Regions from separate parts of the Homo sapiens genome. Here region 1 is linked to region 2. Evidence: read pairs that join two places in POLR2A ChIA-PET (ENCODE). Cell type or tissue: PC-9. All regions are shown on one strand. Each heading gives the region's core, and the rest is flanking DNA. Links, peaks and the distances in the headings are about the cores only. Region 1 overlaps SOBP (sine oculis binding protein homolog). Region 2 overlaps SOBP (sine oculis binding protein homolog).

Region 1 (16,462 bases), core at 7,204-12,203, 67 kb after region 2:
ACAAATCTTGAGTTTCTTACTCCTTTTTATTTCCTTATTAAATAATTGTCTGTTAATTTCCGGTACAGAAGTGGGTGATACTGATCTTTCTTTTCTTTTCTTTTTTTTTTTTTGAGACAGAGTCTTGCTCTGCTGCTCAGGCTGGAGTACAATGGTGCAATCCCAGCTCATCACAACCTCCATTCACTGCAACTTCTGCCTCCTGGGTTCCAACAATTCTCCCACCTCAACCTCCCGAGTAGTTGGGATTATAGGAGCGCATCACCACACCCTACTAATTTTTGTATTTTTAGTACAGACTAGGTTTTGCCGTGAAGGCTGGGCTGGTCTCGAACTCCTGTCGTCAAGTGATCTGCCTGCCTTGGACTCCCAAAGTACTACTATTACAAGCATGAGCCATTGTGCCTGGCCCATAATGATCATCTTAATCTCATTCTTGATATCAAGAGGAAAGTTTTCAATACTTCACTATTACGTAATATTGGCTGTGGAGTGTTCTGTTGATAACCTTTGGACAGATTAAGGAAGTTCTATTCTATTCCTCCTTTGCCAAAAGTTTTTTTTAATCATTTATAGTGCTAAATTTTATCAAAATTGTTGCTGCAGCTATTACTTTATTCTGTTAATGGTTTTACTTTAACAGAGGTTTTACTTTATTTTGTTAATCATATTGACTGATTTTTAAAATTTAAACCAACCTTGCATTCCTAGAAAAAAATCTAAATTAGTCATGATGTATTACCATTTTGCATATATCATTGGCTTTGGTTTGCTATAATTTTGCTCAGTATTTTTGCATGAATGTTCATGATGAACAGAAGTTTTCCTTCTTTTTTTGTTTTTTGAGACAGAGTCTCGCTGTCACACAGGCTGGAGTGCACTGGTGTAATCTTGGCTCACTACAACCTCCACCTCCCAGGTTCAAGCAATTCTTGTGCCTCAGCCTCCCAAGTATCTGGGACTACAGGCATGTGCCACCATGCCCAGCTTATTTTAGTATTTTTAGTAGAGACAGGGTTTTGCCATGTTGCCCAGGCCGGTCTCAAACTCCTGAGCTCAAGTGATCCCTCCACCTCGGCCTCCCAAAGTGCTAGGATTACAGGTGTGAGCCACCACACCCAGACAGAAGTTTTCAATTTTAATGTAATAAAATTACACTAAATTATTGTTTCCCTTACTTATAATGCCCTTGGCATGTAATGTGATCAATGTTATGCTGAGATCATAAAATAAGTCTACGTATTTATTTCTTCTCTATTCTCTGAAAAAGCTTCTCCAACTTCTTTTCTTTGTTTGTTTTTTGTTTTTCTTAAATGTTTCACAGAATTTACCATTGAAGCCATCTAGGTCTGGAATATTCTTTGTAGAAAAGATTCAATTATTTTATTTCCTTAATAGGACTACTCAAGTTTTCTATTTCTTCTGTCTGTTTTGGTAAGTTAAACTAATGTGACGTCTCTGTCAAAGAAACTCTGGGAATTATTCTAGTAATCACTATGCATAACATCAAAATGATTAGTTCTAATAACATATGAACCTTTTTATTTACTCACATTTCATATTTCCTAGCACTTGTTATCTTAAAAAATGTCAAATCTATTATTTCATTCACTATTTGTTCAAAGTAAAAATTAACAATCATTAAAACTTGTCCCAAGCAGTATAAATCTTTCATCAGACTTCTGGCTGTTATAACTATACATATATGCAGTTTGCTTTATATCTGTTCAATTAACAAGTACCTGTTAAAGCACATTAAAACATACCCTCTCAAATCATAAAATCAGGAGAGCAACTAACCATACAAGTCACAAAATAAGGATTTTATAAATATAGGGAAATAACAGATCATGTAAGCTAACCACATCATTTTGCAGACAAGGAAACTAAGGCTTAGAGAAACTACCTTATTCAAGATTACATGGCCAATAAATGGCAGAGCTGGCATTAGCAACCCAGGTCTCCTGGTTCTTGCTCTGGCAGTCTTCACCACCTCATGCTACCATTCAAATTATACATTTCATCTGGCATTAAAAATGATAGAACACACTAAAATGTGCCTTACACATTTTTAAGAACCCTTAATTGTAAAGAGAACAATAAAGCAGGACCCATATCATAGTATCTAACATTTTCAGGTTTCATTTTGGATCTTTTTTTATCACTTTGAATTTGAGTTTTCAATTGCTATCTTCTAGCCTATATTAAGTTTCAGGTGCCATTTCCCCTCAACTGTATAAATATAACAGTTCTTGATTATCTGCCTATAGACTTTTTGCTACTCCACTTTAATTGCCCTTGTAGTCCTACCATGCACCTTCCATATGCAACTAAAATTATATCATACATTCCAAGGTAAAACTAGAATGATGTTTTGATCATATGCCAACAGTACTATTAAGTTCTTGGTAGTCAAGGATGATGACATACATCTGTATTGTCTAGCACAATGTAAGGAACATTCAGTAAATACTTAACTGACTGAAATACTGCCATAGTGTTTTGGATAATCCAGTGGTTAAGGATATAGGCTAAGGAGACATAATGTATAGGTTCAAATATCAGCTCTGCCACTCAGTATCTGTGTAACCTCAGGCAAGTTGCTCAACTTTTCTGGGCCTCAGTTTTCTCATCTGTAAAACAAGGTTAATAATAGCATCCACAAAGAGTTGTGAAAATTAAATGATATAAATCTACTAGCATAATACATGCTCAAAAACTATTAGCTATGATGAGATTATATCATTACATTATTAAGTACTCACATTTCTGCCATTCATCGTTAATTCCTCCTGTCCTTATCCTAAGTGATTGGGAAAACTGAGGGTTCAGTGAACCTCTTTTTCTTTCTTTTTTTTTTTTTTTTGAGAATTGCATCTGGTACATAAATAGTAAGTCATCCAAATCCCATTAACTCTAGGTAATTTTATTTAATAATCATATTTTAAAAGTTGGACAAATAAATAAAGTCCAAAGCAATTTTGATTAAATCCTGTTTTCTCAATGGCTATTTGGAACACATCATCATATGCAAGCCCCAAGAATATTGAATAACAGATAAAATAAATAATGACCATAATGCAAACCACATTCTCATTCCCATTTCCCTGCAAGTACAACTCCATGTCAGAATTATAAGAGCCAAAAAGTAACATGCTTATTAACTGTGGGTTACTCAGCTATATACATAGAGGTTAGCAGATCACGTGACTGTTTCCATATTCTCCGTTAAGCTAATGGTTCCTTAGAGTCCAGTTCTTATAACCCCTTAGGAATTTCAAGATTTGCCTGAAAATATATATCATATTTCCCTGACTATAATGGAACTCAAATTTGGAAAACTAACTGAAAAGCAAACCATCCTGGAGGACAGGAAATGGTCATTGTTTTCAAAGAAAGATAAGACATTTCTGCACACAGGAAATCAAGCTGGTTTTAGGGGATCGATCTTATGTTGCTCCACACAAACCTGTCTGTGCCGTATGGACAGGCTCTTCCTTTTACTTCACATGTGCAAACATGGTAAGAAATGAGAATAAGGGCACTTATCATTTGAGGTAAAAGACACTTTATTCAAGACTGCCACATAAATGCATAAAGAGAAGTATATTCCCTCTTTTTTTCACATTTCATTTCATTTTAAAGTATTCAGAGATTTACAGGGATTCTGGACTTGGAATAGGCAAGTTGTAAGCCTCTGGGAAAACCTGTCAAAAGACTCAGATCTAAAATGTGGTTTTCTAGGTACACACGGTTTTCTGCAGCAGGAAAGCTCTCACTAGAAAAAGTTGCTTCATTTCACTTCTCCTTGTGAACAAAAACAATCACACTAATAGTTTTATTAATTTAAAAAAAAAATTTTGGGAGCAAAATGTTGTCATGGAGCAAACCCAAAACTAGAGGGGAAAAAGTCCTGGTCTGAGTCTCAACTGGGCCAGGGTCTACCCTGGCTACTTTGACCAGAAGTTGACAAGGTGGGGAGACCCAAACCTGCCCTACCTCTGCAGAAAATTGATGGCCAGTCAATGCAGCCAAGGGCTATTACACTTGTAAAGCAGTGAAGACCATTATAAGGCCTTTGTCAAAGATATGTATTCAAAATCCCTTCTGAGTGCTTTACCTCAATCATCAAACTTGGAGGGAACCAAATTTAAAGCTCAATTAAAACCAGAGAAGGCCAAATATCTTAATGAAGACTCACTACAGCACAGTTCTTACAATCCATGCCCAAGCCCTTTAAAGGCATGATCATCTTCGAATGAAGTCTCAAAGGGTTGAACCCATGCTAAAATCTCTAACATGAGATGAATTACAGCAAAGTTACCGTTTAATTAACCTATCTTTCAAAATTCTTGCTGACATATTTTTTGCCACTTCAGATTATGTTCATGATGTGATTTTTTAAATTAGCAAAGAAGGAGGTTTTTACATTTGTTCAAACTGAAAGAATAAAGACATGTTTGCACAAAAAGAAAGTGTTGGTCAATACTTTTATTATTTTCTAATATTCTTATAAGTTTTCTTCATGGCTTGCCTATATGGCAAAGCCTTATTCTGTTCATTTCCTAGAGTCTGCAAAAAAGTCTGTGATTATTATTTAAGGATCATGGTGATTCCCTTCACTGCATGGGGGCGGGGGAGGGGGAAAGCAAAAGCAAAGCTATTATCCTGTATTTATAACACGTCTGTTACCATAGTAATGCCTGTGCTGTCACAAACCATACCAAGGGCCAGAGGCTGTCTCTGTGGGGGGAAAGGCAGCACAGAGTTGGAAGATGAATGCACACATGTGTGGCCAGAGCAGGGTCAATGCTGTGGTAACCACCAAGACACGGGAGCTCCCCTTCTCCAGAGAAAAGGGAGGGCAGGGCCAGAAGAGCAGTTCTCCAGGCCCAGAAGTAAGCTACACCCACAATTCTGTATGCAGCTGTGAGAAAGGAGAGTGGAAATCCAAGTCAATGCAGTATCACCGTGTTCCCAATCACGAGTATTCCACTGGGCCCACTGGCTGCCAAGACATGGATGGGATCCAGTGGTGAGCCTGCCCCAGCACATGAAACACATGCTTGGGAAACAGTGCCTGACTGGATGGAGCCCTCTGGTACCCTCAAAGAGAAGCAACTCGCCTCATGACGGCAAGAACTGTAAAACAAAGCTAGGATTTTACCCCTACTGGGCCATCCACGCTTTTAGAACCACAGATTCTCAGGGTTAGGGAAGAACTCATTGAGTGTCCCCAAAAATGTGGACTTGAAAAAGTAACTTTTAGCAGGAAGAGAGTGTATGTCCTGTCATTGGGGTATCTGGAAGTAGTATATTAACAGGCATTATTATTCTGATACAATCTAGGGAAATTTTGTAGGAATATGCTAAAAGGCAATTTACATTAAAAAGAATTTTGGATTAGGAGTCAGAAGACCTTAGTACTAGTCTTGGCTCAAGTACTTAGAAGCCATGTGACCTTGAAAAAGCCATTTAACCTATTTGAACTTCAGCTCTTTAAATTTAATATCTAATATGCTATTTCCCAGAGTTATATGAAGACCATATTAAATAAAATAATCAATGTGAATAAATTTCATAAACTCTAAAAATTTTAATGAAAGGTATTATTATTATTAGCATTTTCACATAGCCAGTTTACAATGGGATAGGAATAATTTGAACACTAACACAGGAATCCAAAGCATACACATGATCCTCATCTTCCCTATCTTGAGAGGTGCACTTGCATGATACAGTCAACTCTAAATTATTCAAGGGCTGATTATCAAGGGGCCTTTTGCTCCTAGCCACTGTACCCTTTATTTGTTTCCCCACAGGAATGCAGCATTAACCTACATACAGCTAGAAAATTGACAGTAGCATATCTCAACCCAATTACCTTGAATCACAACTCTGGTAAAAGTTTTAGCAATGGAAGAGTTAAAATGATTCACTAGATGGAAGTTTTTGATAATTTGTTGACTTTAGCCATGGATAATTAAGAGTGATGGAATCCTCGTTTCACTATCAAGGAAGCTGCAGTCAAGGTCAAACAGGTTGGGACTAATCCAGACAAAACACTAGCATTTTCTCAGTGAAATGCTTATATATGTGCAATAAGATTTGAATATCAGTCATTCATTCATTTATTCAACAAATATTGTGTCAAGCTCACCAAATACCCTGAAAACTCACTATTTTCCTGCCCTTGCTGTTCTTCCTTCCTTGAAATACATACTGCACCTCGGCAAAGTCCATAGCCTGACTCTTTGAAACTCTAGTCACCTTCCTGTTATCATGAGACTGTGGCTAATCTTACCTTAGCACAAGCAGCAAATTATGTCCGTGGGCCACACCCTGCCCACTGTTTTTTTTGTAAATAAAACTTTATTGGAACACAGCCACACCTATTTGTTTATGTATTATCTATGGCTGTCTTTCTGCTACAACAGAAGAGCTCTGTAGTTGTGATAGAGACAGTATGGTCTAAAAAGTCTAAAATACTATCTGGCCCTTTACAGAAAAGGTTTGCAGACCCCTGCCCTAGATAGTATGACTAAATCAAAATTCAACTTCCCTGTAAGTTCCTGCTTGGTAACTAAGAGAATAAGCTCCTTAAAAGTAGAGAATCTTTTTGTATCTTTGTCTTGTCATATAGAACCCTTGAGTAGGACAGAGTCAAAGTTGGGAGCGGAGATAGAAAATTAAACATGTCCTTCCCTACATTTTATTTTCAACAGATGAGCGCCCTGGAATTCCATGGAAGACAGCACAAAACCAATAAAACCACTGGTGTTCAGTTACTCTGGCTTCTAATTCCTCAGAGTTCCTACATCTAAGACTTTCAAGGCTCAATTTTTGGCCTCTGTCCCTTCGCATATTTATTTCCTGATCTGATGTGGAATTAGAGTTAAATAGGAGCTGTGTGCTTGAATTCCACGTGGCTGGCTCAGCAGGAAACTCCAGGGCAGGTTTTTTGGCATGCCAAACTTATGTTAGCCTCAGCTATGCTAATTTCTAAAGCTGTTTGCTTTGCTCAAATAAATCTTAGAGACCAATTTGCATTTGGATGCACACCTTTTTATGCACAATTTATGTGCATGATAACTCTAGGGCAAAAAAAAAGAAAAAAGGTCTGGTTTTGTGAGGCAGGCACTATGCTAAGGGCTTTACACACATTTTCTTTTTTGTTTTGTTTTTTTTTTTTTTTGAGACAGGAGTTTCACTCTTGTTGCCCAGGCTGGAGTGCAATGGCGCCATCTTGGCTCACCGCAACCTCCACCTCCCAGGTTCAAGCGATTCTCCTGCCTCAGCCTCCCTAGAAGCTGGGATTACAGGCATGTGCCACCATGCCCAGCTAATTTTGTATTTTTAGTAGAGATGGGGTTTCTCCATGTTGGTCAGGCTGGTCTCAAACTCCCGACCTCAGGTGATCCGCCCGCCTCAGCCTCCCAAAGTGCTGGGATTACAGGCATGAGCCACTGCGCCCGGCCTTACATACATTTTCTTATCTCATCTCCACAACAACCACATGAGGTAGGGCTGGGATCCCCATTTTACAGATGAGAAAACTGAAGTGAAGAGAGCTTATGTAACTTGTCCATGTTCACAGGGTGGTACATGACAAAGCCTAGATTTGAACCCAATCTGTCTGAATCTGAACCCCATGTACTTGTCACTTACTCATACTACCTTACTGATACCTTCATCATCATCTCCCCTCCCCTAAGCCACTGGGCATATATTCAAACGTAAACTCTACATTTACAAAATTAGTTACCCTTTTTTTCCCACTTGGCCTACGTAAAATATGTCTTTGGTCCTTGGGAAATAAATGTGGACCCCTCCGTATCACAAAACAATCAACCAAAGGAGAACAGGGGCACAATAAGGCAAACTTTATATGATACACCAATTACATTAGTAATTAGTAGACAAACACAATTACAAGTGATTTTGACAGGTAAATGGATTTTAATGACATATCTAAGACCTCAATATGAAAGGACTTTTTTTTTTCTTTTTTTGAGACGGAGTCTCACTCTGTCACCCAGGCTGGAGTGCAGTAGCATGATCTCAGCTCACTGCAGCCTCCGCCTCCCAGGCTCAAGCGATTCTCCTGCCTCAGCCTCCCGAGTAGCTGGGATTACAGGTGCCTGCCAACACGCCTGGCTAATTTTTGCAGTTTTAGTAGAGACGGGGTTTCTCCATGTTGGCCTGGCTAGTCTTGAACTCCTGACCTCAGGTGATCCACCCGCCTTGGCCTCCCAAAGTGCTGGGATTACAGGTGTGCCAGGCTGAAAGGACATTTTTACTGCTAAAATGCAGCAGGCCAAGCAAAAGAATGTAGCGGGAACCATGAAGAAAAACGAGAGTAACACTTAGAATACAGTGTAAGTATATCTATAACATAAGCCCAGGAACTTGTATCTACAAATTTCTTCACTGTTTATGGAAGCATAACCAAATACCTATCTTCCCTAATAAAAACACAAACATTAGCTTTAGTATGTTATAATAAGTACTGCTGTTGAAACTCAGTATTTATCATTGTTCAATTCAACATACAGAAAAATAACCAGCGTTACAATTAAACATTCTAGGATGATTCCAACATTTTACAGGGAGCCAGATACAATATTATTTAACTTCTTTCTCTGTGTGAAATATATAGCCCAGCTTGCAATATCACATAATGCTCAGCCCGTTGCCATCTAGATCTAATACACTGCCATCTAATTTTCTGGAAATATAAGAATGAATTACATTTTCATACAAGTGAAAGATCTCCATTAAAAAAAGAAAAGAAAAGAAAAAAGCTCTCAAAGAGAGCTTTCCAGGAATTAGAAAACACTCTGTTGGAGAAGATATGTAATTTTCAGGGGTGTCCAACCTTTGGGCTTCCCTGGGCCACATTGGAAGAAGAATTGTCTTGTCTTGGGCCACACATAAAATACATTAACATTAACGATAGCTGACGAGCTAAAAAAACTGTTTTAGGGCCCGGAATGGTGGCTCACACCTGTAATCCCAGCACTTTGAGAGGCCGAGGTGGGTGGATCACCTGAGGTCAGGAGTTCGAGACCAGCCTGGGCAACATGGTGAAACCCTGTCTCTACTAAAAATACAAAAATTAGCCAGGCGTGGTGGTGAGCAGCTGTAATCCCAGCTACTCAAGAGGCTGAGGAAGGAGAATCACTTGAACTCGGGAGGCAGAGGTTGCAGTGAGCCAAGATAGCACCACTGCTCTCCAGCCTGGGTGAGAAGAGCGAAACTCTGTCTCAAAAAACAAAAAAATTTAAATCTCAAAAAAAATCTCATGATGTTTTAAGAAAGTTTACAAATTTGGGTTGGGCCACGGGTTGGATAAGCTTAATCTAGGTGGTTTCTCTAATGGATTTAGAGGAAAGCGTGTTGAAGACCAAGCCTGCCTCATGTCCTTTTACAAAACTATCCCTCTCCTCAGAAGACCCCAGAGGAGATGTGGCCCTCCTTATGCACCACCCAGTTTTCAACCATGGTTACTTTTTTTTTTTTTTGAGACGGAGTTTTGCTCTTGTTGCCCAGGTTGGAGTGCAGTGGCGTGATCTCGGCTCACTGCAACCTCTGCCTCCCAGGTTCAAGTGATCCTTCTGCCTCGGCCTCCCGAGTAGGTGGGATTACTAGCTAATTACTAGCCCGCCACCACACCTAACTAATTTTTTGTATTTTTAGTAGACATGGGGTTTCATCATGTTGGCCAGGCTGGTCTCAAACTCCTGACCTCAGGTGATCCGCCCGCCTCAGCCTCCCAAAGTGCAGGGATTACAAGCCAACCATGGTTACTTTTTTTTCTTGCTAAACAGTCATTGTCTATATTTTATTTTTAAAAACCATTTTATCTTTTTTTTCTCATTTAAACAGGTGATTTCAGAGAAGGAAAATAACTTTGTTTTGTAGTCAGTGGTAGAAAAGGTTTACTGTCAGTTGAAAGTTTATAGCCTAAGTAGTAGTAGGTAGGGAAATTTTCCTAATGTAACAGTAATACTCTAAGTGATGCCTGTATTAACATTTCTTACCTATAAGGTCCCTAAAACAGCCTCTACCAAAGTTAACTTGAGCATTTAATAATTATTCCTAAGATGGTTAAAACAACTTTCTATGAATTGTTATCACTGAAAACACCAGTAGTGACTTACCTGCTGGTGGCTTTATGAAAGGTGGTGGAATTAAAGGTACAATAATGGGCACACTGCCATGATCCTTTGACCCTGCAGGTGAGTCACTGAGTCCATTTCCAGTGGCAAGCCCTGAATAGCCTGTGCTTATATTGTATGGTGAAATAACACTGTCCTCGGGTAATTTTGGTTTTGGCAAAGAATTTTCTGTAAAAGAAAAAAATCATATTCAATGTGACCAAGGAATGTAATGCAGTAGACTTAAATTTTTCCTTATTTTCTCAAGTAAAATGGCCATGAACCCAACATATTTTTTCTTGCAAATCTTTAAACAATGTACTAGAACTCCACAGTTCATCCAGGAACTTTTTAGTGTGGTTACCATAAATTTCCAATGGGCTCCTTTATAATTTGCTCCACTATGATAGCTAATATTCCAGTTGAATCATGGTGATAAATTTTAGCACTGTAAAATTCCATAGAAAATTGAGAGGTGGTGGCTGGGCAAGGTGGCTCACGCCTGTAATCCCAGTACTTTGGGAGGCCAAGGAGGGTGGATTGCCTGAGGTCAGGAGTTCAAAACCAGCCTGGCCAACATGGTGAAAGCCCGTCTCTACTAAAAATACAAAACTTAGCCGGGCATGGTGATGTGTGCCTGTAGTCCCAGCTACTCGGGAGGCTGAGACAAGAGAATCACTTGAATCTGCGAGGCCGAGGTTGCAGTGAGCTGAGATCATGCTACTGCACTCCAGCCTGGGTGACAGAGCAAGACTCCATCTCAAAAAACAAAAACAACACAAAACAAAACAAAACAAAACTGAGAGGTGACTAGGCGCAGTGGCTCAGACCTGTAATCCCAGCACTTCAGGTAGCCAAGGCGGGCAAATCACTTGAGGCCAGGAGTTTGAAACCAGCCTGGCCAACATGGTGAGACCCCCGTCTCTACCAAAAATACAAAAATCAGCCAGACATGTGGCGCACGCCTGTAATCCCAGCTACTTGGGAGGTTGAGGCACGAGAATCGCTTGAACCCAGGAGGCGGAGGTTGCAGTGAACTGAGATCGCGCCACTGCACTCCAGCTTAGGTGACAGAGCAAGACTCTGTCTCAGAAAAAAAAAAAGAAAGAAAAGAAAATTGAGAGGCAATTAACCTTTTTTTCCATGTACAACATGATATACAGCAAGCATAGCTCTCTGGCTACCAGGGGAAAGCCTAAAACGTGCCCTCCAGCATTGTAACTAGGTCCCACTGTATTATAAACTTGTATCATAATATAATCACATGAACCAATGAGAAAGAAACAGGGAAGAAAACTGATGCTTCACAAGGTATCGATAATACCCATTAAAAAATAACAAAAATAAAAATTTTAAAAACTTACAACGATATGAGCTTTGTGCATCGTATCCTTGCATGTGAATCACTTAAAAAAACAAATGAACAAAAACCTCAACCATGGAAAACAACTTTTTCGTTCTAGTAGCATATCCTGGCATGCTGTATGTTCCCCAGAAGCAAAGATTATTACCTAGGCCAAGTATTATATGAGCTATTAGTTTATAGAATACAAACTCATGACTTGCATTTTTCATTTACAGTGAAATTGATGATACTATCTCTGTAGCATGATGTGTACAATTTCATAGTAAGCTTAACATAAAATTTGTCATGTACATTCAATTCCACTTGCCTGCAGGGCAGCTCAATTACATTTCCTTGCTTGGCATATAAGAAGGGAAAGCTCTATCTTAAAGACTGGAAATAAAACGTTTGAACAGGTAGTTTATGCCAATAGATTTTGAATGCAACGCAAATATTGATCAAATTGCCAGTGATGATGTATAATTTGTTTTACCCACATTTTATTAAAGTTTCCTGAATGGGCTGCTTCTTCACATACTTCTCTTTTCTTTGACAAGCAAGCTCTCATTCCTAATTTAGGTTCATAAATTCAGTATTCATACAGACTTCCCCCATGAGATATCTGGCACTGTTACCCACTGGTAGAATCAGTGTTAATTCAGCTCTGCCAAGGCTCTGTAATTTTCACTCTTTAGCTGGGCTTTGATTAAAAAATTCTTAAAGAGTAATATAGGCTCTAATCATCTACCACTCTCTTACTCCTCTTTTTACCCTATTCAAGTGCGTGGGGGCAGGGAAAGAATGAAAATGTCAAGCAAAACAAAAATAGTAATTCCGTTTAGATTTCCCACTGAAAAAAAGGAAGGAGGATTACCAAACTAACAGTGAATCTCTCTAGCAGTCTGAAGATCTAAACCTAACATTTCACTTAACAGAAACCCCAGTCCCCAACAGATGATGATCTATCAAAGTGATCAGGAAACTCTAGTTAGCAAACATTGTCCCTTTCTTTAAATCTGTATGCAGGACCATGGCACTTAGGTCGCTAGTCCTTGTCTAGTTCTCCCATTGCTGGGAGGAGATTAAGCTGTGTCTATTTTTGTTTTATGTTGTTCTTTTATATTCTGCAGAATTCTGCTTATGGGAAAGCACTATTGGGGATGTATGTTTAAATCAACCATTGGCATAATCAACAAAGCAACTCAATTGAGTCCCAAAGCAACTCAATTCTGGCAGGTTGAGATAGTTAATCCTTCTTTGCATGAACAAAAGGACATTAAATGTCATTACCTTTGAGAACAGAAATGTGCTGCCGGCTCTCCCCATCTGTAGGGTAGCTCCTGAATTCAATATCCTCACCATCTTTTAATTCAACCTTATCATAGCCATACCAGCCAAGGAGTTCATTCATGGTGTTTTCTGCAAAGTTCTGAAAGAGAAGCATAGGCTACTACTTATTTCTATAATCAATAACTACTTGAAAAGAATGCATAAATTGAATTCTGCTTGTCCTACCTCATTTATTTGCAGCCCTGCCTCACTTCCCCTAGTGTGGTGTTCATTTTTCAAATCATGTTCAAAACCATAATGTTTTTAAATCTTAGGATGATGCATTCAATTATGACAGGGCTTCAGATATTTGTAATTTAAAGATAATAAGACAAAAAAGACTAACTATATTTGTTAGTGTTGCCTATGAACAGGAAGTCATATTTTAGCACATTAGTCTATAAAATCTATATCCAACATCAATACAAAAATATTGAAAGGTGAATCACAAAAACAGCTAAGAAAAGATTTTGAAAATGAAAACAACCTTTTGTGGTTCAGATCAATTTCAATTAAAATTGCTTTCTGATTTAGGTGTTGTTTTCTTAAGATAACTCTTATCGCGGATAACGCCAAATTTCAACAAAGAAAAATTTCAGAATTGTTAACAGTACCATACAGAAAGCTAGGTTACAATAGGTTACAAGGGTCTTCCTTTTTTATTTTTTTCCTTCTGCAAGAGTTTTTTCAAAAATCAGGCCAGGCACGGTGGCTCACGCCTGTAATCCCGCACTTTGGAAGGCTGAGGCAGACAGATTACTTGAGGTCAAGAGTTCAAGACCAGCCTGGGCAACATGGTGAAACCCCTTGTCTACCAAATATACAAAAATCAGCTGGCCCTGGTGGCACACACTTTTAATCCCAACTACTCGGGAGGCTGAGGCAGGAGAATCACTTGAACCTGGGAGGCAGAGGTTGCAGTGAGCTGAGATCACACCACTGCACTCCAGCCTGGGCAACAGGGCAAGCCTCCATCTCAAAAAAATTTTTTTTTAAAAAATCAACACATAAGTTTTTTTTATAAATTTCATTAGTGACAGGTTCTTTTTCCATAAAATCTAAGGTCACTAAGATTGTCTTCTGACAAGTAACATAAAAGTACCAAATAACTTTAAAGTTACTAGCCAGCCCATTTGGGATAATGTATGAAAACATTTTATGAACTATAAATCAATACATAAATGTAAGATAATATCACTGTTGCTGTTGTTATGGATATCATACTTCAAAAATAATAAGTATAATTGGACAGATTTAATATCATATTAAAGTGACTATATATTTTTACCTTATCAATTGCTATATCTGGAAACAAGATGTAAGACTCTGTGTGTTAATGATTTTAATGCTTATGTGTGCCTTAAACATTCCTGTCTCGCAGGGAACCACGAGCTTCCTAAGCTGAGCCAGAAAAACTATATATTCTAACCTTCTTTGTGGCTCAAAGAATCTTTTATTATCCTTCTTAGAAGCTGTCATTTCTGAATTACACTACAATATATAATTTATATACCTGAAACAAAGCACCAAGGCTAAGCCAGAGTGTGCACAATCTCAACGTGTGAGTTCCGTGTTTTCTTGAATTTCACGACTTTAAATTTCAGCAGGGGTAGCATAAAAAATAAAAGACATTACACTACTGACTCCACAAAAACAAACCTGGCATTTCAAACTACCCACAGGATGCTAGATTTTTTGCTTTAGTACCCACGTAAGCTCTGAACTCCAACTGGGTCAATCAGTGATGGTACAGTGCATTAACAATTAAGAAAAAACTAGCCAGATTGATTCAGTGTTACCATCCGCAAGGCCAACAGTCAGTCACATCAAGCTTTAGTGAGGCATTTATTCTCTCTGATGGCTGGTCGTGTCCACATTAAATAGATATTCTTTTCATGAATGCACAAAGATATGATCAATATGAATAATAAGCTCAGCAACTTTAGGAATATCACTGAGGAGGACTGGGTTGAACACTGCCCCACTCAATCAAAAGAGATCCCTTTAATGAGGCATCAGTCTCCCCAACACCTAATTTCTTTCACTGAGATGAGAGCCTGACTTGAGAATGACAATCCCTAGGCACACAAATAGAGGTCCTCTATCAGTGGTCTCACAGCAGAAATCTCCAAGGATGAGGCTTATACTTTTCATCAAAAAAAACAATTCCCAACAGCATTAAAAGCCAAATGCAAGCCATCCTATTGGTCTGTGTGCCATCTGCCCCAATCTCTAAGAAAACTGTGCCAAGACAGAATATCTTTTACATATATCCTAGTGACTATATCCAGTTTTATAGACCGGTCATCTATGGGTGCCACTTTCTCCTGTTTCTGTCTAGCCTCTGAAGTCACACAAAGGCTACGAATGCATAATCATGGAGCAACCCCCTAGCCAAGGATATAGATTTGTTTTAGTCCAGCTGCAAATCCATTCAGCCTTTCAGAACCAGTTCCAGGAATGGGATCCAGAAGTTTTAGACATTTGGGTAAAAACTGAAACCTCAGTTGGAATATTAACACCAAATTCACATTATTTGGGCATCAAAACTACATCAGTTTAGTTTACGGTTTGTGCTGAAAAGTCAGAGGCTTCATGGAACAATCAATATGAACTTGATCTATTCCATGATTTTCAAGTTACTATAAATGTCAGGGTAAATAAACTCTAAAACATTCCCTTTTTTGTCATGGAAAATAAAAATAAACACCTTAATGTTTTGATATATTGCTACAAAAGCAGAAAACAAAGATTTATAAAACTTCAAGCCATAAATCTCAAAGCTTTCATGAAAGGGGCAAGATGAAAGAGAGAAAACGAACACCAAAATTTTTTGTAGTACAGCTACAAGAAATGACTATTACTTCTGTTGTATACACTATTGTATGAAGAAGCCAAAGGACTCCAAGGAATCAAAAATTTAAAAATTTAAGGCTGGGTGTGGTGGCTCAGACCTGTAATCCCAGCACTTTGGGAGGCCAAGGTGGGCAGATCACAAGGTCAGGAGATCGAGACCATCCTGGCTAACATGGTGAAACCCCATCCGTCTCTAATAAAAATACAAAAAATTAGCCGGGCGTAGTGGCGGGCGCCTGTAGTCCCAGCTACTTGGGAGGCTGAGGCAGGAGAATGGCGTGAACCCGGGAGGCGGAGCTTGCAGTGAGCCGAGATCGCGCCACTGCACTCCAGCCTGGGCGACAGAGAGAGATTCCTTCTCAAAAAAAAAAAATTTTTTTTAAATTTAAATTTCAAGGTGAAGTTTGATGCTAGATGTCACAGGAGTTCATTATGGTGCTAAACCAAAGTAAATAAAATAAATTTTTAACGTTATCATCCAAGAAACATATTCTTTTTCCTTTTCCTTTTTTTTTTTTTTTTAGACAGGGTCTCACTCTGTGGGCCAAGCTGGAGTGCAATGGCATGATCTTGGTTCACTGCAACCTCCACCTCCGGGGCTCAAGTGCCTCAGCCTCCCAAGTAGGTGGGAGTACAGGCGCAAGCCACCATGCCCGGCTAATTTTTCTATATTGTAGAGACGGGGCTCACCATGTTGGCAAGGCTGGTCTCAAACTCCTGACCTTAAGTGATCCACCTGCTTCGGCCTCCCAAAGTGCTGGAATTACAGGTG
Region 2 (16,462 bases), core at 5,355-10,354:
CAGCTCCTTTAGGAAGCCATCAGTGACTCTTCCTCCTGGTCCTTGCCTAAGCTCTGCACCCTCTGTCCCTGTATTTCCATTCCACACCAATTTATTGCATTGCATTATGACCATGTGTGTGTCTGCCTCTCCCACTAATCAAACAGGTCCTTGAGTGTGGAAACTGCGTTCTGACCAGCTTCAAATGTCCAGATCCTGGACTAGTGCCTGGCATATTATAAGGGTTCCATAAATGACCGAGTGAGCGAATGAATAAATGAATGGGTTTCTATCCTTTAACGCTATCGCTGGATATTCAGCCTTACACTCCAGTCCCTACCAGTTGAGTGTTCTGCCTCTGAACCTCAGGAGTCTTCTCCATACCCGAGTCTCAGCACGGCTCTCCTGGAGCTATCTGATCACACCTGCCTCACACCTAGACCTTCACCAACTATTCGATGCACTTCTGCCCAACACCTGCTCCTCCTACTTGGTTAGATACCATGGTCTTGGCCTCACAGAAGATCTTGCACTCAATTTGGACTTTGGCCAATCATCTTTTTGCCCCACGTTTCTCTCCTCCACGTCCCTGTTGAATTGATCCTCTGGTCTTTGCCCAACAAATTCTCATCCTCAAAAGTCCATTCCTTGATTAGATTAAGCAACTGTGCACCTTGTTCCCTGTTTCTGATATCTCACCTTCTCCTAGAGTCCCAGGTCTGTCTGAGACTCCTTGGTTACCATCCATGTCTTATTTCCTCTACCAGACTGAAACTCCTTGACGGCAGAGACCATGCATTATGTATGAAGTCCCTTATATAACAAACAATCCTGTAAATATATGTCGAATGGATTCATTAGCTCTCATTCTTCCTTAAGCCAAGGCCTGGAATGTTCTGTTTTTCTCTACTCTGAACTGCCTACCTCTATGAATGGATAACCCTTAAATACGAGTTATTTCTATGCAAATATTCAAGTCACTGAACAGATTGTAGAGAGTTGCATGGTTCTCAAACAAAATTATGTGTGCATGCAGCTTGGGTGGAGGGCTTTCTCCTGGACAGAGGGCTCCCACCTGGCATCAGATTCTCTGCTCTGGAGATATGCCAGTAACCCAGAAACATCCATCTCTGGACCCAGGCATCTGCTCCATTCACATTACTACTAATGTCTGCCTAAGGATCCCTTGCCCTCCCTTTCACCTGCTTGTCGAAGACTGTCTATGGGGATTTCTGCAGTGGTGCTGTTTTACTTTGTTCTTTTAACCAAATGTATTTAAATTCCCATTTAGTATGTAGGCTGTAGGAAAAGCTGTTTGCCCAGAGAAGGCCCTCCTAATTCTCCATCCTCCTTAACTGGCTAACTGACAGGCTTTCTCCATAGCTCTTCAGGCTCCTCTGACAGCTCACACACCTCTGATGGATGAGATGGACTTATTTGCTGCAGCTATTTTTTCACTCCATGCAAACCTTTATATATATCATAAATTTTTAACATCCAATTTGGAGTCTTCAAAGAGTAATGGTAACAAATATGCAACATGAAGATAATGGGAATCGAATCATGTTTATGGCCTCCATGAGAATCTCCTTAAATGATGTCAGGTCAGGGCCCCTCAGAGCCGCACGCATGTGAGGCTATGGGGCTGATCTCGTGCCTGATTAATGGCTGCCTTTACTCAGGGGCCCTAATGGATTGCGTGACAGTTATGGCAACAGATTCCACATCAGCCTGAAATACAGCTTCCACATGAACTAAAATATATCATGTTCATCCCAGCACATTAAAACTGTGTCTGGAATAATCAGAGCAGTTGCTTAAGCGGTTCTGAAAATGCCTGTTTTTACTTTTTATTTTTAAATCTATTTTTCCTTTATTGGACAGGTGACCCTTTTGCATTTATCTTGCAGGGCTCTTTCTCAGGTCACCTGAGTGTCTTTGTTTGGTAAGAATTGTTATTTCACAGGTAAGGCCCAGCAGCTAGGAGCATGCAGCCCCCTTCTTTTTCATTCTCTGCTAAGGCCACACCACCTCACACCCCAGGCAGCTTCTGATTATTCCGGAAGCTTAATCGACACTGGATTATCCAGGCTCCTTTCCCTTCCCCCACTTTCTTCCTCCGCCCACTGCCTGCCTTTTGGCTTTTCACTAGTCATTTGCATCTATTACCCAGGGACACAGTGAGGGGAAACAAAAGGAAGGGAAACACAAATGATTCCACTTTGCTGCTGGTTGGCACCCACAAAATCCTTAATTAATAGACCTAATCTAGGCATTTCAGGTACTCCTTTTATTCCTTTTCTCTGAAATCACTAGGCAGAAGGGGGTTGGGCTCATATGATTATATGCAGATCTCATGATGGACCTGAGAAATCAGAGAAAATGTGAAACAGGCAAGGGCTGTACTCCAGGACCCTATCTGTAAGGCTAGAAAAGGATCCAGATGTTACAGAGGAGATTCACTATCTACAGGATGCCTCCCCCAGAAATAACCCGGCCTCAAATGGGATTAAAAAACACAGTACTAACCAGATTAAGATGCTGTTCTGGTTATTATCCGGGATTAATAATAATGGCTAACATTTCTACAGCTTTTCTTGCACGTACCAGACACCATCCTAAGTGCTTTATATGTATCAACTCATTTAATGCACACACTCATACATATATCAAGGAAAGAAATGACTTATGAAGTAGGTACTATCATTATCTCCATTTTATATATGAAGAAGCTGGGGCACAGAGACATTATGGAGTTTACACAAACTCACACAGTTAACAAGTGGTAGAACCAGGATTCAAACCCAGGCAGTCTGGCTCCAGAATCCCCATGCCACACACTGATGATCTCCCACCTATGTGCTGGTGGCAAAGGTAAATTGTGTACAATAACTTGAAAATACTGGTGTCATTACATTTTAAAAACATGTTATTAAGGGAAATTTTCAAATTTTCTTTGGTTTTAGCACTCCAAGATTGAATATACCAAGAAAATTAGGAAAAGAGAGTGTTTAATGACAAATATAACAGAATGGGGGGAAGGGAGGGAGGGTGCGGGGTGGGGGAAGAGGCAGTCTGCAAAGAGCCCAAGAAAAGGGTTCCCTGCAGCTTCAGAAGCAGCGTCAGTAGGTCTCTGATACAGCCTGTGAAAGATGGTACTCCAACATCTTCAACACTTAAACGAACTTCTTCTTTTTTTTTTTTTTTTTTTTTTGAGACAGAGTCTTGCTCTGTAGCCCAGGCTGGAGCGCAGTGGCGCCATCTCGGCTCACTGCAAGCTTCGCCTCCCCGGTTCACGCCATTCTCCTGCCTCAGCCTCCCGAGTAGCTGGGACTATAGGCATCTGCCACCATGCCTGGCTAATTTTTTTCTGTTTTTAGTAGAGATGGAGTTTCACCGTGTTAGCCAGGATGGTCTTGATCTCCTGACTTCGTGATCCACCTGCCTCGGCCTCCCAAAGTGCTGGGATTACAGGCATGAGCAACCACGCCCGGCAAAACCAACTTCTTTAATCTAATTCTTACTAAATAAACTTCAGATCATCGAGTATGACACCTAGGCCTCTCAATACCAGAAAAGACACATCCTACCAAACTCACTCAGTTCTGCAGGTCCTTTAGCAATCTCCTTTGTGGACTTCTAAAAACATCATCAATATTATGATACAATTTTTTATTAATCCTGTAGGTGATGCTGTACAGACTACAAGGGGCATTCATGCTATCTTGTCTCCTGTATTCCTGGCATTCGGTATATAAATGCAGATTGTGACTTTGGTCAACATGAGTCAGTTCATCAAGGCAGTGGATATCCCTGGACCAATCAGTGAAACTGAGTCCCTGGATGTGCCTTGTTGAGAAACCTGCCCACCTTGTGGTGATTGTTTTGGGGGATGAGGGGGTGGAGCACCAAAAGCCAGTTGGCCAGCCTCTGCTCTGTCCACAACACCCTCCACTCCTAGGAATAATAGAGACAGAAGTACAATAATGTAGCTCTGAGCAGGTCGATGGCTAATTAGCTCAAGTTGGTGGGAGCACAAAGCAAGAGCTTAGGTCACTGCCCTGAGTGAGTTAGCTTGATCTATGTCACTGTCACAGAACACACCCTTCGTCATGACCTGCCATGTCACACATGTACAGGTCTTGGCAAAGGGGAGACAGACACCAGAAAACATGCGAAAGGATGCAGATGAATCAGTGCACATCTCTCACTGCTTCTGGAAGAAATAACTCACAGGGCATATGCTGGTGAGGGTAGTCATGGATAGCTATGAGTCACAAATTGAAACAAATGGTGTCCGTGAATTAGTTACTAATCCTGAGGTCAAGAACTATAAATTCTCAACTAACAGCAATACTTATCAAAGACATGATGTCACAATTGTTATTTGTGACAAGAGCTCAGCACTCAGATGAATTTAACTTTCTTTTCTTCCACCAGCAACCACAGAAATGCTATAATCAGGGTATGGGTATAACCAGGGTTGCCTACATCTGTTCTGGCCCGTCCATATGCTAAGCCTCAGTTTACCTCATCCCCCAGGTGCCCACCAACCAGCAAAGCAGGGCTGCAGATGCTTCAAAGCCATTCCCAGCCATCACCCTGCACTCTTGCCACTGATTCCCTGCAGCTTTGGCTTGAGCCCACTTCCATACCATTCCCAGCTCACCACCCTCACTCTGACTGTGGTCCTGCCCTGGCCCTTTGATCTGTGTACTCGGCCTGGCTGGAGCTGACTATCCTTCATGGGTATGGCCTTGGTCCTGCCACTCAGGTCTTTATTCTGGACAGACATAGGAAAGTATCCCACCCTGGTCACTGCTCTGGCCTGGGACAGTGTTACAGTCAGCATTGCATAATGTTGTCCAAAATATAATTTGTCTTAAAGATAAGATTTCTTTAGGAAGAAATATGAGTATTATATATGTAAAGATCTAAAATCAGCCTGAACATGAAGGAGAAAGCCTAGGACGAGGACAGAATCCTGACTTTTACTGTGCGCTAGCCACATAAATGATATGCAGCAATACTGCAACTTCTGCCAGTGGATGTAGGCAAAGGAGGAAGATGAGGCGACACATCCCTGGGTCTTTCAGACTGTGAAGTTCAAACATGATTTTGGGCAGGATGGTCCTCCTGACAGCTCCAATTATGATCCACATGCCACTTGACCTGTTAACGGAGGTGCTATCAGACTTAAGGAAGAAAAATATCTGAATTACACTGCCTCCAAAGCCAGGACCAATGAGCCTCTCTGAGGAGCCAAATGCGAAGATGGAGGTGAAGAGGCTTCATAAATAATGACCTCTGCTCCAACGACACTCTCTGGAGTCTTTGTTTCAAACCCCAGCCATTCTGCAGATGATGAATTGAGGTAATAAAAAGTAGGATTGTGGCATGCTTAAATAGGGGATAATCATTTCGGCAGAATTTGACTGGGGTTTAGGGACACGCCTGTTGAAGCCAACAGCTGAGTATCAAGTTGAAGTTCATTTCTGGATGACAATTTTAGTTAATTCTTGCTCCTCTGTCACCCTGTCTTCTTCTTCTTATTATTATTATTATTACATTTCCAGGAGGTGTATTTTGGGGTCAAAGCCCAGGTGAAGGAAGACAAAAAGTGACCTGCGTTTCCACAACCTCTCCCTTCTTAGTGTAAACTGAGAAAAATAATATGTGGTTCTGCCTTGCACAGTGAGCAGCCCCACCCCTTCTGTTTGTTCCATTCCCTCCCTCACTGAACCTTTCTAGCTACCAACATTTCCAAGCTGTCCCAGTTCCTCTGCACCTTGGTCTCTCAACCACCCAGTGTTGCTCTAGATGGCATCTCAGAGATGACTGGAAACCCCACTGTATGAAGGCTGGACCCCACTGGGGAGGGCATCACCAATTCCAGAACCTTCCAACTCAGTGACTACTTCATGGAGCTGTCATCCGGAACAAAGGAAGAAAATTCAATATAGAAGCCACTTTGACAATAATAATAAGATTTAATGATTGTCCTGTGCCAGACCCTGTGCTAAGCATTTTACAGACTTTGGCTCATTAAAGCTTCCTAAACCTTTAGGAAGTCCCTATTACTCACCACCTCCATTTTGCCAGTGTAGAAACTGAAGTGTAGAGAAGTTAAGCAACTTGCCTAAGACCAAAGAGCCCATAAAAGGCAAAGTTGGGCTCTGAATGCAGGTGTCATGACACCAGGTGCAGATCTCAACCCCCATGCCACACTGCTCGTGCGCCCCAGGAGCACAGTGGGCAGAAGCAGCATGGTGACAATGAGTGGCAGAAACCGCAGGGATTACTAGAAGGCAGAGAAGTTGTGGCTCAAACCCTCACATCCTTGCAGGTCCTTGTGGGTGAGAGGTAACTCGCCCTCTGGTCTCTCCCCTTCGTGGTAAATTATTGGTGTCCAACACAGCTGAAACGGAGGGGTGGTGAGGGAGCTGGCACCTCATGGGGGAAGCTGAGAGCCAATCTCATAGGCTGAGGAACACGGCCAAAGGCTGAGCAGACCCAAATCCTAGGCCCACCAGTATTGGCAGGGTGGACTCTCCATGTGTTCTGGACTTGGGGTATGGGACCAAGATGAGGCAAGGATGGGAGAACGAGGATGGTGGCTGCAGATGAAATAGGAGTGGTGCCAGGGGAGTCCTGTGATTCAGCGTGAGAAACCCTGCGTAGAGATGGGGAAGGAGACATCCCTGAAGCTGACAGACTTCTCACCAGAGGGCTCACTCATTTTGAAATCTCTTAAATTCCAGTTTCATGTGCACATCCCACAAATGAAAGATTATGGGATCTTTAGTGATCCCATAATCAAAGTAAGAGTCAGCTCAAATCTTTTCTCAGGCTCCTAGACAAATTGAGACATGTTCTCAAGGACATGGGATTCTAGATTCATAAACCTCTTCCTATGGTTCTTGCCTAATCACAGAATAGAAAGCTGTTATTCTTTGATGTGGAAAATAGTAAAAGGGGAATAAGAATGATCATTTCATAAGGTTATTGATATTAGCCTTCCCTTCTTAATAAAAACAGGCAATGTTTACATGCAGTCAAGTATCCTAGTATAACAAAGAAATTTCAGTCATTTCTTTGTCTTAAGGGATGAAAGACTTTTGCCTTTGAGTTAAAAAAATGTTTTGACTGGTTCCATAAACTGTAGGATGCACTATATGTGTCATTGCGGCCCCAAAGAATGTAGACAGTGGGGCAAGGGCACTTGAGTAATGTTTTCCTTAGGTCTCCATTCATTCACTTATTCATCTGTTCTCCACTTATTGAGCATCTACTGTGTGCCAGGCAGTAGTAGACAACTGAATAATGAAGCGCCTAAAATGAATGGTATTCAGCCCACATGCTCCATACATTTTAATTTTTTAAGTTCAATGATAACAGTAAAGCAAATGGTCCCTTGAAAGCTCTATTCATACACAATCTGGAGTGTCAAAGATCATATATTTATAGCCTGTTTAAAACTTAGATGTTTAAATAATTATAATTTTATGGCGGTAAATAAAAGTAAACTACAAAAGGCAGGAAGTAGAAAATACTCTTGTTAGCAGGCAAGAATTTTAAGGAAGTAAAAAGCAAGAAAAAGTGAGAGCAAATTCTTAAGGGCTGAGCACCCCATGTGCCCACTTAGTTGAGGACATTAGTACAGAAAGGGTTGAGGAGGGCCATGTGGTGCCACTCCAACCCAAGTTTGATTCCTGGTGCCACCACTGATGGAGAAAAGGAGAACCTAAACATCAGCAAAATGGGGTACACAACATCCATTTCAGAAATTTGTTGCAAGGATTAAATGAGACAATCCATCACACAATGCCTGGCGCAGTGCCCCACACAATGCCTGGCACAGAATAAGTACTCAATATATGACAGTTACTTAAATTTCACAAATCTGCTTTCTTTTCTGGAGAAAAAAAAAAACCTCAGCTGGCAAGAAGGCAATAGGGACTCACTATCTTTTCTTATCATTAAAGTCTTGATTAAAATTAAATTGCATGCAACTATAAGGGTATGCCCAGCATCCCACTGCAAATGCCAATCAGAAGACACTGCCAAAGGCTGGAGGAATTTTAGAAATGCACAAACACACCCACTAATCAGGATCCTAACCCTCTACACAATCTGGACACAATCAGTACTTAACGACCACTTCTATCTCTCTTCAGCCATCTGACTATCCATTTCGCTCCCTCAAAAAAGGCATTGTTTTGTTTCCTTTGTATGTCTTCACTCCTGGTATGTCCTGAGCAGCATCTCGGTCAACAAACTTTCCACACTTACCAAGGGGCTCCCGCGTGAGCAGCCCAGGATTCGTGGGCACTGCAGTATGGTGAATTCCATGGCCTTCACCATACCTCTGCCAAATAACTCAAACTATGATTTTAGTGTTATTTCCCTTGATTACCATTTATGTCACCTCTTTCAATTCCTTATTTTCCAGCTACTAACTTCACCCTACGTAAACTTTGTTTCTAACTCAATAACAGAGGACACCTTTATCATTTGCTGATTTACGTGCTCAGTGCTCAGCAGAGCTTGGGCACACATACATTGTAATCCACACACTGAGTAACCTCACCAAAGACAGAGAGGAGCAGAAAAGATAAACGACAGGGAGATTTTCTGAACAATCTGATATTTGGCTCACCATTTCGAGAAAGTGTGCAAATTAAGGCCAGGTGCAGTGGCTCATGCCTGTAATCCCAGCACTTTAGGGAGCTGAGGTGGGTGGATTGCTTGAGCTCAGGAGTTTGAGAACATCCTGGGCAACATGGCAAAATCCTGTCTCTACTAAAAATACAAAAACTAGTTGGGCATTGTGGTGGGCACCTGTAGTCCCAGCTACTCCGGAGGTTGAGACACAAGAATCACTTGAGCCCAGGAGGCAGAGGCTGCAGTGAGCTGAGATCGCACCACTGCACCCCAGCCTGGGCGATACAGCAAAACTCTGCCTTAAAAAAAAAAAAAAAAAGTGTGCAAATTTGCAGCTATTATTTTCTTATTCAAAAGGCTAGGGCTTTTCTTTTTAACTAAGTGTTGCCAGATTTATTAGGTCCTCCTTCATTTTAGAATTCAGTTCAAAATTGCTATCTTCAGGGTTTGGTTTTGTTTAAATGTGTCCACCCTTATCTTTCTGAAACATCATCTCTTATTTATAATCCTTAGACATGATTCTCCATCACCTGGTAATTTCTTCTGCATAAGTGAGAACTCCCCTCCCTGAGTCAGCTGTGCAACCTGAAAAAGCTTTCTTTTATTTTACCGATTTATTTCATCTTACAGTAAAATGTTCTCCTTGTACAAAACATCTTAATTGCTATTTCTCCTCGTCCCTTGCCTTGTCACAGGAAGCTGCTCCACAGGTACCACATAATGTTTATGCTCATTTGTTTCTTTATATTACATCCTGCCTTCCTGTGCACTAGAATCTGATGCTTACAAAGATATAATCAAAATGAAATTGTATTAGTTTAGATTAGCATCTGTGGCAGCGATTCCTATAAATGATATAGACAAGGCAGTAGCTATAATATGTCTTGTTTCGAGGTTAAAATGAAAAATGACATCTTTGATGGAAAAGACTCCACGGAGACCCCGGTAGAAACGAGGCCTCTTCCTCTGCTCACAGACAGCTCTCTTCCCCGTCATATGGCTGACAGGTGTGTAATCATGTTCCTTAGTCACAGTTTGTGTTGAAATAACCAATTACCAAATGAATGAGAATCAAGCTCCAGTGTGACTGTTGCCACCATTGCAAAGTGATGATGTGTCATCCAAAGCTCAGGCGTTAAGGGGAGGCTCCGACTGGGCTTCTCCTCAGCCAAGGATGCTCTCCAGGGCCGCAAGAAGCCTTGCCGCTCTACACTGAATTTGATAAAATGCAGGACATTTCTCCTTTGGCCCCTGCCCTTTAGTAATGGAGATTCCAACAGGGACACAATGGATGGTTAGCCAGGTTTCCTGGACAACTCAACATCATCCCTACCATTTCCTTTCCTTGACTCTTCCAGAACACATCATCCTCACCTGTCACCAAGCACCCACTGGCACAACTGTCTCTCTGGCCACCCAGATTTCCAAGTGAACAGGGCATTATCTGCCATATTTCTCCTATATCTTTCCTCTGTGACATACATCATCTTCTACCAGACCCCACAGTAACAAAGAACAATGCCAAAGTCCAACAGCCCTGACACTCCAAGTGTACCCTCACCAGGCAAGGAATTCCCCAGATCCACTGATCAGGAGAGGTGTGGTAGATGCAAGTGGCCTACAGAGTCTTGCGTTGTTCTAGGTTCTAGATGAATACCGTCAAGGACAGCAAATCCCTTCGCATTCACGAAAACCGTAAGCACAAAAATTGCATTTTTATTGGCCCAAAGGTTATTTGTTAATATGTTGAGGGAGAAAGCTTACAAGTAATTCAAATAAAGTCAAGGAAGAAAGTTGAGATATGGACCTATTTACAATGGATTGTGATAGCACTGCTATTACACTTAATGTGGATCTTCACCAAATGTGGATCAATCTCTCCTCTCTGCCAGGCATACCCTGTTGCAGGGCCCGTGGGTGGAAAAGCCCTACCTCCCAGACTGGTGGCTGAAAGAATGAAAGGACAGGTGAAAGGAAGTGGCTGCCCCATGGCTTGGTTTCCCATCCATAAAGCGGGGCTCGTACTTGTTACCCACACTTGGTAGAATGAGAGCGTGGCTGTAACCACCATGTAACACCAATAGTTAAAACTCAACAAAAGATTCTGAGTTGTGTGTCCTACTGACAACTTTTGAATCAAAAATACTGTATGCTTTCAAATAAACATCAAGTTTTCAGTAAAGCCAAGGAAGGTGGTGATTCAATTTTTAGGCAGTGAATATCAAGGTAAAAATTCCCTAGATTGATTGATTTAGGCTAAAAGATACAAGGAGATTAAGATAGATTCAAAGAGGTGAGTGAAAAGTACAATTCTTTTATAGCCTTCACTCTTTTTAAAAACTTATCATGAAATAAATCTCATCATGAAAGATGTTCCACCGGAAGATTTACCCACAAAGACCAGACCAATATTACTTTCCAATAAAAATGCTTGGTAAGCTACACTTTGCAGGAGACGAAGGACAATAAATGTGTAAGGGGAAGGAAAAAACACCAACTTGCTCTCACCCAGTGGTATTCCTCTGTAACTGATGAGTATTTAACCAGTCCCGTTATTCTCATTAGCATAAGTGCTAACTACCCTTACTTCTCTCTTCCTGGAAGGGCAACTGAGACCCTACACCTGCCCTTCACAATGGCTAGCATCATGGGCCCCAGTTGAGGGAGAAGGATGAGGTTCGAGCTGTGTAAAGGTAAGCATAAAACAATGTGAGAGATGGGCTGCAAAGGGGGGTGAGAATGCAGGCGGCTGCAGAACACATGGGTTTCCTTCCCAGGTGGGGCGAGGCCTGGAGCTGCATTACGCACAGGGCATTTCTCCTCCACTTATTCATGTGCTCCTGGCAATTTTGGCAGGGGCACCTCGAGTGAAAAGCACACTACTTTGCACATATGGTGGAAAGAGTCTTGTGCATCAGTTGAATGCATACTGTACTACATACACATTCTGTTTTATCTCCGGGCCCAGCCGTGCTGCAAACGCTTGCAAATTGGGAAACCTTCTGTGCAGTAAAAATACGGACAGGAGAAGCTAGACTGTGACTTATAAGATGCAACACTAGCCAAAAAAAGCCAAAGTAACGAAAAGTTGAGGCGTGTGCTTCACACTCATTGCAACAAAGGCAGCTCTGGAAGGTGGGGACTCTCAGCCAGCCTTTATTTCACCCCCCTTTATCCTGTGGTTTCAGGTCCAATGAATGGGCTTCCCTTCCACATGCACTATGCCCTCTGGGAAACCTCTGCCTGTATCCACTGGTGCTTTATTTTTCAGAACGTTTGAAATTTACATGGAAAAACAATTTCAGCAAAATTTCTCAGATTTGCCTTGGTAGGGGATAGTGATGAAATTGTTATTTTTGTCTTATCCTGAAGCCTGCAGCCTACTGTTCTGCAGTGGGATGCCACTGCCCTTAGAGAGTCACTGGCATCATTTTCACTTCCTAAGTGTTTCCAAAAGCAAAATCTGATACTGCTCAGGATTCAGAACTCCCTGTATATTTGGGATATTAAAGGGGTAAAGTGGTGGATTGTTCTGACCTTTCTTCTTTTCCCACTCTTCCTTTACCTGCCCCCCAAATAGATTTTTAAAATAACTCTTTTAAAACAACTGTTTTCCAGGTAAGAAGAGTGGTATAAAAATTCTTTCTCACTTCCAATCACGGATCTTTCTTTCTTTTTTATTAGCCTTATATACGTTAATAAAAAAGTGTGGGAGTGTAAAGATTGTGTTAATAAAGCCGGTTTTATCAGGGTCAATGCATGAAGGTTTCTCTCAGTCTGTTTCAGCCTGCTGAGAGTGATAACATCTTCTTGTTTCAAAAATGAAGAAACCAAGAGGTAGCCAGGTGATCTGACCGAAGGCACAGAATAAGAATTACAATATAGGATTATTCATAAGATACAGGGTTAGAGTACCTGAGGAAAAGGGCAGAAGGTATCCACCACAATACCCACTAGTGTCCCTATTGACTGGCAGCTCCTTCTCATTCAACACATCTCTCCCCTCCTAACCCTTTCGTCTGGGCAACATCAGAGGTAGCAGAGGAGCAGCAGGCTTAATAATGCTGATGTGTGTGTTGCTCCCAACCTAATTTATTCTGTGTGTAGAACCTGTGATCTAGTTTCCATGCTATTCAGAATCATATACTCTCACAAAAGTTTGGAGTGATGGGAGTTAGCCCCAAACTGGTGGGAAGCTTAGAGTTGCCTGAGGCATGCTTTGGCTCATTTGAGTCCGTTGTTCATCTTCAATATGGTTTTAGTTTGTCAAATTTCTAGAAACAATAAAATACATATTTTTAAAATTGTGTTTTGTAAGGACTCCACAGGCAACTTGACCGTGTTTCCCACTGTTGAGCACTAGCATTGTCCAGGTTTATTTTTCTTTGTTTTGTTTTTGTGGTGGCTCTTTTTTTTCTTAATGAGTTGAAATATATGAAAATACAATGGAGTCAATAATTGGAAATGACTCTCGCCATTTAACCCTATCTATTAACAATAGTGTGTGATCATTGTTACTGGTACAGCTGAAATTCTTAATGGAGATTTCTAAGCAGTATATAAAAACCTAAGGGAAAGACATATTACATACTTGGATAAAGTCCCAGGTTCTTAAAACGTACCTTTTAACAAGGTTACAAGGGAACCAGCCAGCTGAGTTTAAATACTGCCCCTTCTTCCACACACCCACTCTGGAGCCAGAAAAGGTGGAGCTGGGAAGATTCTCTGGGCTACTCTCAGAGTCCCTTTTCTAGCTCTCCTTGGAAACTCCCTTTGTTCCAGGTCTCCCAGGGCAAAGACACACCTTAGCATTATGGCTCACCCAGGTATAAGCAGCTGCTTTCTACACCATGTCCTTATTGGATCAAGAAATGACTTCCTCAAAGTCTGTATTCTGGGGGCATTTCAAGTACTATTATTTTATTTTGTATCATCAAAATTCCTACATGTTTTACACACAAAATTCTGGAAGTGGATTTCATTTTAATACAAAGTATATTCAATCAGGAGCCAAGTCTCTTTCTAGAGGAACTTCTTCCAGTATTCTGAATTCATTTTATCTCACAGAATACCAACTATGGAAATTATGGGAAAGACACACATGAGCTCTGGTGACTTCTCTCAAGGAATTTTCTGCCTGGTTAAGATTAGGTATATACACATTAATGGAAAATAGAGTAAATAAGTGGCAGATGCTGGTTTAAATATGTGCCCTGCTAGCCAAGGCAGTGAAATAGAGCCATCCTCATAGGCTAGAGTGGTCAGAAGGACATGGGATTTTAGCTGAGTACCATAGGTAAGATTTCAATAAGGATTTTTAATAATTTTTAAAGATATGTCCATCTTTCAATTCCACACTCAAGGAGCAGGACTGAAGAGGAAGAAAATGTGTCCGTCTTCCCAATGTGCTTCCTGCTATTTCTTTTCTACTTCTAGTCATGGTCATTTTTTCCTTCCTTCTTTACTATATAAATAAGAAATGCAGGAAAAAAGTGAGTCCTTCTAAAACAGGAAAGACTCAGCACTTTTGATCACCCTTGATGTCCAGCATAGTGCTTGATATATGTGCTCAATAAATGCTGTGTAATGGACTTCAATGTTACACTAAATGTCTGTAATAAATGTTGTGCAGAGAGATCATTGCAGGTATCTGCCTGACACACCCCCTCCTCAGGAACTGTGTAGCCATGTTTTTGTACCACATGATCTGGTCTGAGTTGACTGGACCAAGGTTGGGCACATGACCCAAGGGCAGCTACTAGAGAAGGTGTCCAGCAACCCATGACACACCCTGTTGCAAGAAGATGTACAGCTTCAGTCCGATTTCCTCCCTCAGGAACGTAAGCTAGAATACACCAAGAGACTGCAGCAGGTGAGAATGGGAGCTGAACTGAGAGGACACAATGTTGAGAGGCACTGCAGAGGCCATGATGGATTTGTACATGTTGAAGTGATGAAGACCATGAGCTATAGGGATGCAAAGAAATCTGGTCTGGTCGATGGCGAGAAAAACATGGAGCAGACAGCCAGAGAAAATCAGAGACACCGTGAGAGAAGGAGAGGTGGAGAGAAGCCAAGCCCAAAGCTGCCTTGGTTCTCACTGCTTTCTGCTTCCAATTCCAGCCCCCTTTCCTGAAGAGCCTGGCTAAAATACACAGTAACATCTTCTGTCTTCAACTTCACTCTACTCCCTTCCCTTTCTAAAGTCTTGGTGCTTATTTTCTTTCTCCCCCTTGGGGAGAGGGGAATGGGCTCCTACAGATTAAAAGAGTCTCAAGTGAACAAACATAAGGATTTTGAAAACAATCAAGTATCTCATCCACGACTCACCATCACCTGCTGAGCCAGGTGGACTGGGCACTGCATTAAATCTAAGAAAGGGAAACACATGAGTGAGAAGGGTTTTGGTTTAAACAGAACTAAGTTGTCCATTTTCCTTCATCACCTGAAATCACCACTAAATGTACGGATTAGACAATGCTATCTGTTCAGTTAATAGTGAAGTCAGAGTAGATTTTATTTTTGATAAAAAATCAGCCAATTAGTTCATAGCCTTTCACCCTTCGGTGGGTGTCTGTCATTTCTAATTTCTGAGAGTGGCAGATGTCAGCTCCCTTAGCAAGGGACAAATTTTAAAAATTTGTTTGTACACATAAGCTGACACAAACTGAGCTGAAACCCACTGGGGAAAAGTACAACATTATGCTTGAAGCAACTGGAGAACATGGCTTCAACTGCTTTCCCTGCACAGGAGGTGCGGGACGAGCCAGGATGCCTTCCCATTCCAATTTCCTTTTGTATTTCCCATAGTGTTCCTGGTTAGATTTGGAAGGTGCTGAAACTGGTCAATTAATCTGGATACTCAGATGACTTTTAGGTTCATTTTGATTTTTCAGTCCTTCTGACTCTGCACTATTGCCTAGAGATTAGGTGCATATTCTACAATTTAATAGAGTCTTGTTACTCCCTAGCACTCTTCCTCCTCTCTGGGGGCTCTACCCATTCATCCCACACCTATCTCATTCCAGAGGTCCAAGTCACTTCCTACTCAGATGACCATATGGGAAGTGGGTCAGCTTTACGTCTCTCTCTTTCTCTCTCCGCCCACCCCCGTCCCTCCCCAGCCGCCACACACCCACTCCATCCACCTATCATGCAATCTGGGTCCAATCCTTTGCACCTGCCTTGTACTGGATTCCACGAAGAGGTGGAGCAACGTAGAACTCTACCATGAGACAGTCTCTGAGGCAATCTGACCTTGGTCTGACTGAACCTGCAGGGGCAGCCTTGTGCAGACAGATTCTACGGCAGATGGAGACAGAAGAACTCAATGGGACTCAGCAGAGACTCTGGAACCCATGGACAACTAGGTCTTATTTCTGATTGTCCATGTCACCTCTTTTGCTTCATTAAATATCACTGAGTCCTGAGCAGATGATTTCTTGGCCATCTCTTGACCCTTCAAATGACAAGGAGACTTTACTCCTTCATCACTGCATGAGTTGAAATACTATAGACTGATGTAGCCATACACTCCAAACCAAAGGAAAAACATCAACAATCTCACAATTTGTGTTACAACCATCCCAGCTTCAGCTCTCAATAGCCATCTCTTGTTTCCCTCTTGCCCTCTTTATTTTGATCTGCTGCCCTTTCAGGCAGTGATGCTGTTTTCTTTAGCAAACCAAAGGCAGTCTGTTTCTGAGTTAAATGTCACTTCAATATTTCCCCAAGTGAGATGTTTGAACCAGTTTATGGGTTTCCTAAGCAACAGAGAAACGCTGGAAAAATATTTGGTATCTCAGGTCTGCAAGTTGCC

The links. ChIA-PET counts read pairs that join two places held together with the same protein. Peaks named below come from ENCODE experiments on the same cell type or tissue, not always from the same donor. Only the 100,000 strongest peaks of a DNase experiment are listed, where the experiment ranks them.
Region 1: POLR2A ChIA-PET joins it to region 2 with 7 read pairs; 3 of 35 experiments call an interaction of 5 or more read pairs at or near these places.

The regions. Positions count from the first base shown.
Region 1 is chr6:107,500,129-107,516,590 of GRCh38, reverse strand. SOBP (sine oculis binding protein homolog) reads right to left here. Exons shown (of 7, transcript NM_018013.4): 2 at 12,796-12,934; 3 at 10,164-10,349. Among named protein-coding and RNA genes, the nearest start is that of SOBP, 18 kb to the right of the region's middle. In PC-9, for the core only: no CTCF peak of the experiment used is centred there; a DNase peak (open chromatin) is centred at 10,240.
Region 2 is chr6:107,564,805-107,581,266 of GRCh38, reverse strand. The region is part of intron 4 of SOBP (sine oculis binding protein homolog); the gene reads right to left. Among named protein-coding and RNA genes, the nearest start is that of SOBP, 83 kb to the right of the region's middle. In PC-9, for the core only: no CTCF peak of the experiment used is centred there; no DNase peak of the experiment used is centred there.